Regions from separate parts of the Homo sapiens genome. Here region 1 is linked to region 2. The links are chromatin contacts, found by Hi-C or POLR2A ChIA-PET in ENCODE. All regions are on one chromosome and are shown on one strand. Each heading gives the region's core, a stretch centred on a gene start or an enhancer-like site at or near the end of the contact. The rest is flanking DNA. Distances are from core to core; before and after follow the strand shown. Region 1 holds the start of SNX17 (sorting nexin 17). Region 2 has its middle 15 kb from the start of TCF23.

Region 1 (5,266 bases), core at 2,767-5,266, 210 kb before region 2:
TAGAATGGAAAATGGGCAAAACAGGAGCAATCTGGAACTATCAGGGGCTAATGGTATAGTGGGAGGAAGCTTGGGAGGCCTGGCAGAAACACCCAGCACTACACCCCCTTGTCCAGATTATTCTGTCTCAATATGTGGCCCAATAATCCAATCCAGCACAGCACCTCCCACCCCTCCCCTTCCAGGCCCAGCCCTGACCTCTTCCTTAGCACAATCTTATACTCTTGACTCCGAAGGCTGGTGACAGACACATAAGGCAGCTCAAACTCTTGCAACTTCCGTACAACTACAGGTTAAAAAAAAAAAAATGAAAATATAGTGAGATTTAAAGGAAGGGAAATCAAGAAAGAAGTGCCCTGAGGCAATGTTCATTCTGGGGGTGGGGGTGGGGAGTTAGGGGGGCTGCAAACTCTACTGAAGTACCCTTGTACTGCAGTCAAGTCCAGAGAAACTCACAAGAAAAGGCTCCATCCTCTTTTTCTCGAACTAAGAATAGACTAAAGTATCCAATCAAGTCATCTGGAAGATCCAGCTTTGCAGCTACAGCCTGGGGATAGGGATAGAAGTACAGCTCATCATACTGGCTGGTTCCAATCATTCTCCAAGCCCAGGACCCCAGGATGTAGGGGAAGAAGGGGCAGTGCTGAACAAGCGCCTCACCTCCAGGACATCCTCAGTCTGATCTGAAGTTAGCACGTTGACCAGAACTTTCTGCCCGTTGCTGAGCAGCACTTCCAAGGACACTTCCTCTGTGGGGACCTGCTGTGTCTCCTGTTGTGAGCACACATGGGGATGGGAAGCACTGCCTTGTCCCTTGCCTTGACCTATGCCCAACTCTATTTCTAGGTCCCTTGTGTGTCTTTATTCTCAGCTGCTTAAATATAGGCTGTGATTTCTTTGATTTCATAAGAATAGAAGTTCCATTCCATTAAAAAAGATGACTCCTCTGTTATTAAGATGACATGGCCTGGCTGGGTGTGGTGGCTCACACCCGTAATCCCAGCACTTTGGGAGGCCAAGGCGGGTGGATCACCTGAGGTCAGGAGTTCGAGACCAGCCAGGCCAACACGGCAAAACCCCGTCTCCACTAAAAATACAAAAATGAGCCGGACATGGTGGCAGGCGCCTGTAATTCTAGCTACTTGGGAGGCTGAGGCAGGAGAATCGCTTGAATCCGGGAGGCGGAGATTGCAGTGAGCTGAGATCGCACCACTGCACTCCAGCCTGTGCAAAAGAGCAAGACTCTGTCTCAAAAAAATAAAAGACATGACCTTCCAGCAAGGTCCTTTCCTTAAATCTTGGTCCCACCCAAAGCCCTACCTGTTGTGCCCGACGCAGGAAACTGTTGAAAGTCTCGCTGCTCCCAAGCAATGGGTCTTGCCGAACTACGAGGACAAGAGAACATTATTACAGGAACTTAGCACTCACTCTTGGCTCCCCAGTCCTCCTCTCAGTAGGTTCCCCCGACCCCATTTCCTGGGCTGATGGTGGCCTGCCACATCCCCCAGCTGGCCTCACCTCACTCACTGTTTGCATAAATTCTTCACCTGCCCCACCCTTGGCTGCCATCTAGGTGAGTCCAGTCTATAGAACTAGGGAAATAACAATGATGTTAATCTAAAGCACATCAGATACAAATTAAGTTCTCTCCACTGATATTAAGACTAGTGTTATACTAGTATTTCTCATAGATGTTAGTGCCCAAATTGTTTTGCTAGTACACAGAGTTACACATCCTCGTACACTATTTACTTTGCTAACTGCATAACAGATCAAACAAGAGCCTTCCTAGATCTAGAAATTAAATCAGGCCCTTCCACAGAACCAGCTGTTTTTAAGTCTCTCCCCATAGTCCTCAATATAGTCAACCTAGTTTCCTGCAACCACTCACCAGCTTGCATGTACTTCTCTAACTGCTCTCTCCTCTGTTCTACCTCAGCAGGAGTCAGAGAGAAAAGCTTCTTTGGGGGGAATGCAGGAAGCACATTGGCCCCATACTCCTTCCGAAGCTATTTAGAGAAAGAGATACAACCCTTCACATAAACACAGAAAATGAGATGAGGCAATCTACATATGCTCATAATGTTCTCTTGGGTGCCCCTCCCTTCCCTCAGTCCCTGTTCCCCTGTCTACCCTGGTCATCTGAGAAACAATTCCTTTGACAGCGGTAGCACCTCAAGGGAGCTGTCCTAGATATAAGTTGTGCTCTATTTTACTGTGTACAAGTCAGCCCCTCCACAGTACGGGGAGGATTTGTACTGGGCCAGGACCTATAGGGAGCCCCTTGACCACCTAGCAAGACTGTTCACTGAACCCTTAAAGGAAGGAAAGGGCTTTATAAAGTGCACAGTTAATAGCTAAGTCTGTTCACAAAATATCTTAGGACTTAAAGGGACTTTGCAGATCAAAGAATCCATCTTTCAGTTGTAGAAACTGAGGCCCAAAGAAATCAGTTTCTACAGGCCTCATGCCTGTAATCTCAGCATTTTGGGAGGCAAGGTGGGTGGATCACCTGAGGTCAGGAGTTTGAGACCAGCCTGGCCAACATAGTGAAACCCCTCTCTACTAAAAATACAAAAATTAGCTGGGTGTGGAGGCAGCCGCCTGTAATCCCAGCTACTCAGGAGGCTGAGGAAGGAGAATCGCTTGAACCCAGGAGGCAGAGGTTGCAGTGAGCCGAGATCGTGCCACTGCACTCCAGCCTGGGCAACAAGAGAGAAACTCCGTCCCAAAAAAAGATATCAGGTAACTTGTTCAGGGTTGCACAACTAATTATCAGTGGAGCTCTACTGAGTTAAATAGAGTTTAAGATCTGGTAAGGAAGGAGGAGAAACATTGCATCACAGATACATAACGATAATTGGCACAGCTAAACACACTGAAATGAGCCGAAGAACACAAAAGGAAATCGGTGAATCGTTTGTATAAGCAGGGAAAAGAATTTCAAGTTGCCGCTCAGATGACAGAAGGAATGTGCTTTGACAGCCTGGGTGGAGGTAGTGGGGGGAGGGGTTGGTTTGTCCATGCAGGGGTAAAGGCTACTAGAGCAGTAAGACTGGACAGAAAACCAGAATATAAGAACAGGAAGGAGCAGTTGTTGCGCGGACATTAAGCTTCTTAGGGAGTTCCCGGAAATGTCAGACAAGATAAACCAGGGCCCTACCCTGTGGCAGTGATTAAAGGGGAACTACAGCCTACGGGAACAAGAAGAGCGGGTAAAGGGAGACACTGATGTCCACGTGTAGGGAAGGGCTTGAAGCTGTCTCAAGGCAGGGGTGCTAGTCCCACCTGCTCGTGCAGCCCCAGGAGCTGGCTGTAGCGCACCCGACAGTGCAGGACTCCATTCACGTGAATGTTATAGGCCTGAGGACACAAAAGTAGTCAAGCATTTTAGGGTTGCGGTCTGCGCAACCCCCCTGAGAACCCTGGCCGGAAGTTGCCTGGCAACTCGCCGGAGTAACGCGCTAATCTCCCGAGGGATAGTTCGCTTGTTTTCGCCAGGGCCAAGTCCCAAAGCTGAAGAGCCAGTCCGGGGGAAATTCGGACGCTTGTGTTGCAGTCTCACTGCCCAAGAGGCCAGTGACGCCCACCAGGGCAGCTGCGGCCTAGCTCGGGGAAGCGACCCGGCCTAAGGGCCTACAGGAGCTCGGGCGACCACTGCACGAATCACACACATGAGATAAGCTCCCAGAGAGGCCGTCGGGAGTCGGCGGCCCAGGACCAGGCCCGAAGGGTGGCGGTCAGGCCTCAGAGGCCGCTCCGAGATGGCTCGGGCCCGTTATCCCCGCCCCTGCCCGGCCCGGCTCGGCTCCGGCCGCTCCTCACCACGTAGGCGGAGCCGCCGCTGTCCCCGCTGCGGGACTCGGTTTCGGGAATGGAAAAGTGCATGTTCCCTACGGCACGGCACGGCCGGGCTCCGGACTGTGAGGGCCGCAGCGGCTCTGCACGCTCCCCCTCCGCTGCTCAGCGAGTCCCCGCAGCCTCACTCGCCATTTTGGGAGCCCTGCGATCCGATGTGGGAAGGCGGTGGGACGTCGGTTCTGGGACGCAATCGCCTGGGCATGCTGGGAACTGTAGTCTAAAGGGCAAGAGCCACCTGTCCGGATAGGGAGCCCAAAGTGGAGTTGGCCCTCATTGCAACCCGTAGTGCGGGGCGGGGCCTCGGGGCCCGTCGGAAATTGTAGTCCGATTGGGGCTGCGCGCTTCGCTTCTGCGGCTCAGCCTCCAGCCCAGGTGGCGCTGTGGACCCTGCAGCCGCGGAGCGAGGCAGCGGGGCGGCTCCGTGACCACGGCGGGCGGAGCCTAGGACTGAGGGCGATGGCTGCTGTGGCCGTGGCTGTTCGCGAGGGTGAGTGAAGAGCCGGGCCTGCCTACTGGTACGCGGAGCCGACGAGCTCCGGACAGCTAGTGCCGGGCCTTGAGCGCCTTTGGGCCCCGCCGCTCCGTTCCAGCGCCACGCTGGGCTCCGGTCTACACAGTCTCGAGCGCAGTCCCGCGCCGCGCACCGGCTGGTTGCTGTGAGGAGGGTCGGTGACCCCTCCATTCCTTTGATCCGCCGCGCAGTGCGTCCCCACGCGGATCCCTGGCTCGCCTCGCGCCTGCCGGCGGATCCGTGGTCATGCCAACCCAGCAGCCGGCTGCGCCGAGTACTCGTGCCCCCAAACCCTCCCGGAGTCTCTCTGGCTCACTTTGTGCCCTGTTTTCTGATGCAGACTCGGGATCCGGGATGAAGGCGGAGCTTCCCCCTGGGCCTGGGGTAAGTGAGGCTTCCCTCCCAAGCCGCCTGCCAAGCGCTACGCAGGAGGCTGTGCCAGCTTTATTCCGCCCCAGCTCCCATCCCGTGTCGGTTTATTTCTCAGTAAAGCCAGGAGATTTTACAGAGGTCTTGCAACCCTAGGGATATATGATTCTGTCCCTGGAGGAGAAACGTCAGCCTCTGTGGATGTAAGCTTGCAACAGGTAGCTTGTGGAAGTTAGGAAGAACTAGGGATTTAACCATGTGGAAATCTTGTAAGCATCCAATAGTATTTGTTCCCCTTTGGAATTGTTGGGGAAGAGCAGTATCCTATGTCTGTGTCTCAGGCAGTGGGGAGGGAAATGACCAAAGAAGAAAAGCTGCAGCTTCGGAAGGAAAAGAAACAGCAGAAGAAGAAACGGAAGGAAGAAAAGGGGGCAGAACCAGAGACTGGCTCTGCTGTATCTGCAGCCCAATGTCAAGGTGAGTGAGGGGTCTCTTTTAAAGGGCTGGGGTGTGGAGCTGGTAGAG
Region 2 (5,431 bases), core at 756-3,255:
GGGAGGTTTTAAGCTTTCTAAAAAGCCAATTAAGTTTTACATTTTCATCAGCAAAATCATGCCAACCAGAAAGCAGAGGGATCAAACTTTTTTTTTTGTAAGAGGTGTCAATCAACTAAAAAAAATTCCCAGAAACAGAATCCAAAAGAGAAAAAGCAAAGAGCCCCCAGCCTCACATATAGCCTGGGTATTGGCTTGTAAACAGAAAAACCAAACTCTGTGAAATATATTAAAGAAGTTTATTCTGAGCCCATATGAGTGACCATGGCCAGGGGAATAGTCTCAAGAGGTCCTGAGAAAGTGTGCCTGAGGAGTCAGGTTACACTTTGGTTTTACACATTTTAGAGGGACAGGAGTTACAGGCAAAGATATAAATCAATACATAAAAGGTATACATTGGTTTGGCCTGAAAAGTTGGGACATCTTGAAGTGGGAGCTTGCAAGTCATGGGTGGGTTTTAGAAATTCTTTAGTTGATGGTTGAGAGAGTTAAGCTATTGCTTAAAGACTTGAATTCAGTAGAAAAGAATGCTTGTGTTAAGGTAAGAGGGTCAGGGCAGCATGGTGGCTCACACCTGTAATCCCAGCACTTTTGGAGGTTGACATGGGTGGATCATTTGAGGTCAGGAGTTCAAGACCAGCTTCGCCAACACGGTGAAACCCCCTCTCTACTAAAAATACAAAAATTAGCCGGGCCTGGTGGTGCACGCCTGTAATCCCAGCTACTTGGGAGGCTGAGGCACAACAATCCCTTGAACCTGAAAGGTGGAGTTTGCAGTGAGCCAAGATCATGCCGCTGCACTCTAGCTTGGGCAACACAGTGAGACTCTGTCTAAAAACAACAACAACAAAAATGACAAATAAAAAAGGGAGTCACGGGTGCCAAGGCCCTTATTATGGAGATGAAGCCTCACAGGGACCAGCCCTCAGAAAGAATAGATGGTAAATGTCTCTTTTCAGATTTTTTAAAGTGTCAGCCTCTCAGTTAATCTCTCCTAGATCTTGGAAAGGCCTAGAAAGGAAGACCTGGTTGCAGTGGTGGAGATTCTCTACAGATACAAACTTCCCCCACGAAAGACAGCTTTGCAGGACCATTTCAAAGTATGCCAAACAAATACATTTTGGAGTAAAATATTTTTATTTCCTTCAGGGCCTGTAATCTGCCATGTGGTGCTAAGCCACAGTCAGGTTGGAAAGTAAGCCACAGTATACTGCGTTAATTTTAAAAACCCAGTTAATGAGATTTTATGGTTTGTTGGGTATGATTTAACCCTTGCCTTTCATGGCCTCTAGCAGTTTCTAATCATTCATTGAGTCTTTAATTAAAATATCATATTTTTAATTTCTGAAAATTCTATTTTTCCCCCAATTCTGCCTGGTTATTAGATTTGTTGGAAATAAAGCTCAGGAAATAAAGCTTGCAAAGGAAATGAGCACTCAGATAACTTCTCTGCAAGGCAAAATTTTACTTCTATAGAAGGGTGCTACCTGCATGCAAGGCAGAGGCAAGGGAGCACACTGAACAAAGGAGAGCAGGCATTTTTATCCCTAATGCAGACCCTGTTCCTGGGTCCTCCCCCGGTTGGCTGGAGTCAGACCGCACGATCTAAGCTAATCCCGATTGGCTAGTATTGACATCATCGAAGGAGGCAAGGGTGGGCACTTGATGGGAAGGACGGGCACATAGGTGATGGGACATGCTTGGACGTGTTTGGGTGCAACAGAGATAGGGAGGGCTGATAGATGGACAGGTAACATTACTTTCAGAATAGAACAAAGAACCAGGAACTGAAACTTTTGAAGAGAAACTGTTTGTGCCTAACAGATTGTTGTTCAAAATTTGGTATCTTATTGCCACAGATACTCTCTTTTGCCAGTCTTATAATCCCTGTTTTAACCACAATGCTTGTCAGTTGTGCCTAAACACCAAAAGGGAGGAGGGGTATAACAAGACATGTCGGACCTCACTTCCCACTGTAAACCAAAAATAAAAGTCTAAACCCCCAGTCATCTGAATGGACTCCTCCTGTCCCTAAAGGGCATTCCAAAGTTAACCTGAAACACTAGTTCAGGCCATGATGGGAAGGGGGTTCAGACATGCCTCATGATACCCTCCTCCCTTTTGGATTTACTGATAGAACAGACTCTTTAAGTCTGATAAGAACATTTACAATCTATTCTCTCTGAAGCCTGAGACCTGGAGGCTTCACCTGTATCATAAAACCTTGGTCTCTACAACCCCTTATCTTAACCTGGACATTTCTAAGTCTTTAGACAGTAACTTAACTCTTTCAACCAATTGCCAATCAAAAAATCTTTAAATCTACCTAAGACCTAGAAGCCCTCCACCAGCTTCTAGTTGCCCTGCCTTTCTGGACTGAACCAATGTACATCTTACATGTATTGAGTGATGTCTTTTTTTTTTTTTTTTTTTTTTGAGGCAGAGTCTCGCTCTGTCGCCCAGGCTGGAGTGCAGTGGTGCTATCTCGGCTCACTGCAACCTCCACCTCCTGGGTTCACGCCATTCTCCTGCCTCAGCCTCCCGAGTAGCTGGGACTACAGGTGCCCGCCATCATGCCTGGTTAATTTTTGTATTTTTTAGTAGAGACGGGGTTTCACCATGTCAGCCAGGATGGTCTCGATCTCCTGACCTCATGATCCACCCATGTCGGCCTCCCAAAGTGCTGGGATTACAGGTGTGAGCCACCGTGCCCAGCCAAGTGATGTCTTATGTCTCCCTAAAATGTATAAAGCCAAGCTGTGGCCCAACCACCATATTCTGAGGATCTTCTGAGGGCTGTGTCACAGGCCATTGGTCACTCATATTTGGCTCAGAATAAATCTCTTCAAATATTTCACAGGGTTTGACTCTATTCCTCAACACCTTTGTGGCTGGGAATTCAGTTTTTCAGGTTTCTCTGGGGTCCCCTTGGCCAATAGGGGGTCTGTTCAGTCAGTTGGGGGACTTAGGATTTTATTTTTCGTTCACAAACTTCTAGTTAGGCTGACTTCTGACCACAGAGCTCTTGAAACTTTTTTTTCAAATCTATTATTATTAGATTTCATCCAGGATAAAGAGAAAGTAGGTCTCTCATTCAATTTGCATGGTTTTAAAACCAGTTTTTTCCAATAGTGCATGCAAATGAATTATTTTAGGCATTTCAAAGGACCCCCATTTTGACCACTGTTGCTTATGACTATTCTGGGTTATGCGGGTCCGTTTTCCTAGATATTTACAAAAGGACACTCCATTATGTGTTGTACATAAACCCAGTTGGTGTCTCCAAGAAAGGCTGCCTCCTTAGAGAGTCTTTGGAGTTGGATGATTTTTTACCCGTGTTAAAAAAAAAACTTCAGCCGAATTAAATTTAAAGGAGATTAATTGAGCAAGGAACGATTTGTGAATCAGGCAGACCCCAGAATCACAGCAGATTCAGAGAGACTCCAGGGATGCCTCATGGCCAGAACAAATTTATAGACAAAAAAAGGGAAGTGGCATACAGAAATCGGCAGTGAGGTACAGAAACAGCTGCATTGGTTGCAGGTTGGTGTTTACCTTATTTGAACACAGTTTGAACACTTAGCAATCTATGAGTGGTTGAAGTATGGCTGCTGGGATTGGCCAAGACTCAGCTATTGTTACAGGTGCATACTCCTAAATTAGATTTTCAATCTTGTCTGCATTTTTTTTTTTTTTTTTGAGACAGGGTCTTACTCTGTCACCCAGACTGGAGTGCAGTGACATGATCTTGGCTCACCACAACTTCCGCCTCCCAGGCTCAAGCGATTCTCCTGCCTCAGCCTCCCAAGTAGCTGGGATTACAGGTGTGCACCACCACACCTGGCTAATTTTTGTACTTTTAGTAGATATGGGGTCTCACCGTGTTGGCCACGCTGGTCTCAAATTCCTGACCTCAAATGATCCACCCGCCTTGGCCTCCCAAAGTGCTGGGATTACAGGTATGAGCCACCGTGAACCACCCTGTCTTCCTATTACTAGGTTACAGTTCGTCCACAAGGACTCAAATATAGAAGTATGGAGTCCTTCTCAGGCCATATTTAGTTTGCTTTAACGCCCATAATTTAGACACCTGAATCACTCAGGACTAAGCTCTGGGGAATGTTGCGGTTCCAAATGTGCTGCTTGTGAGTGTAGCTCCTCAATATGTCACCAATGAGTTGGGTCCACTCTTTTATGTGTCTCAGAAACTCGGAGTCCCTGGAGGGTCACAGAGGGTTCACTAGTGCTAGGTGACCAGGCTTCGCGTGCATTTGCTGGCAGAGCAAGAGATTGCAGATGTTCCTCTGAGAGAGGAAACCCTGTAAGGCCACTGGATATCATGGACAAGGGTCCAACACCTCCACCACGTCTCTAATTATTTAGAGCACTCTAACAGGTCAGAGGGAGCAAGAGCCTTTCATCTTTAGAGTGAAGAATCCATTCACTCTCATTAATTAGGAAAAATAACTTCAAGAGAGGTTGGTCATAGGTGAAACAAGTCTGATTTCCAGAATGAAAGGTCACAATGCAACAAGACCTCAGCTGAAAACGAAAGCAAACCGCCGTTCTCTGTGTTGGCAGAAAACAAAATCCTGATCCCCTGACTTCAATAGGAAAGTCAGAGACAGAGACCTTCATTCTGAGAGAGTCAAAAGAGAAACGGCCCAAATTAAAATCTGGACCTTAACCAAAGAAAGGGAGGTCCAGATTCAGAACTCACCTGCAACGCCGGATAGGACTTCTGAAGACAGAGGACACAGTGGATTTGTGCAGATGCTGAGCACTACTTCCAGAGAGAAACACCGGGTGGTCAGGGCTGAGTCACTCCAAATCCTGCTATGTCAGATATGTTGATCCAAAGGAAAAAAATGGAGGCAAAATTACGTAAGTAGAGAGTTTTGTGGGCCCAAGTTTGAGGAAGGCAACCCGGGAGTGTATATTCAGGGCAATTTGAATCCAATGTCCCAGGTTGCAGTCCTCAAACTTGGCCCAAATAAACTCTCTACTTGTATTAATTTTGCCTCAATTTTTTCCTCAATATTTCAAAAAAAAAATGTCATTTGTAGGCCAGGAGTGGTGGCTCACGCCTGTAATCTCAGCACTTTGGGAGCTGAGGAGGGAGGATCACTTGAGTCTTAGAGTTTGAGACCAGCCTAGGCAACATAGTTAGACCCCGTTTCTACAAAAAATTGAAAAAAAAAATAGGCAGGAGTGGTGGCACACACCTGTAGTCCCAGCTACTCAGGAGGCTGAGGAAGTGGGAGTATCACTTGAGCCTGGGAGGTCAAGGCTGCAGTAGGCTGAGATAATGCCACTCCACTCCAGCCTGGGCAACAAAGGGAGACCATGTCTCAAAACCAAAAAAAATAAAAAAATAAAAACACACACAAAAATGAAATGTCATTTGTGCAAAAGTCATTTTTACTCCAGC

The links. Hi-C counts contacts between places; a loop is a spot of excess contacts on that map. ChIA-PET counts read pairs that join two places held with the same protein, here RNA polymerase II (POLR2A). Pooled maps may share reads with other maps.
Region 1: a pooled map shows a loop between it and region 2 (3-fold over the local background). The contact joins the promoter of SNX17 here to the enhancer-like site in region 2. A Hi-C loop is called at or near these places in 2 of 50 pooled maps. POLR2A ChIA-PET finds 5 or more read pairs at or near these places in 5 of 52 experiments (GM12878, H1, activated CD4-positive, alpha-beta T cell and 2 more).

Annotation. Positions count from the first base shown.
Region 1 is chr2:27,369,366-27,374,631 of GRCh38, reverse strand. SNX17 (sorting nexin 17) reads right to left here and starts at 4,016. Exons shown (of 15, transcript NM_014748.4): 1 at 3,826-4,016; 2 at 3,289-3,363; 3 at 1,892-2,009; 4 at 1,321-1,385; 5 at 661-771; 6 at 457-547; 7 at 199-286. The coding sequence starts at 3,888. EIF2B4 (eukaryotic translation initiation factor 2B subunit delta) reads left to right here and starts at 4,294. Exons shown (of 13, transcript NM_001034116.2): 1 at 4,294-4,348; 2 at 4,713-4,756; 3 at 5,083-5,218. The coding sequence starts at 4,318. RefSeq lists enhancers at 3,634-3,723, 3,944-4,003, 3,125-4,086, 4,024-4,113, 4,334-4,613 and 1 more.
Region 2 is chr2:27,161,750-27,167,180 of GRCh38, reverse strand. No RefSeq gene overlaps it. Among named protein-coding and RNA genes, the nearest start is that of TCF23, 15 kb to the right of the region's middle. RefSeq lists an enhancer at 1,480-1,789. Within about 2 kb of position 2,005, at least 3 of the 41 ENCODE cell types and tissues checked have a DNase peak (open chromatin) inside an H3K27ac peak, as active enhancers do; they include GM12878, where a contact is called at or near this core.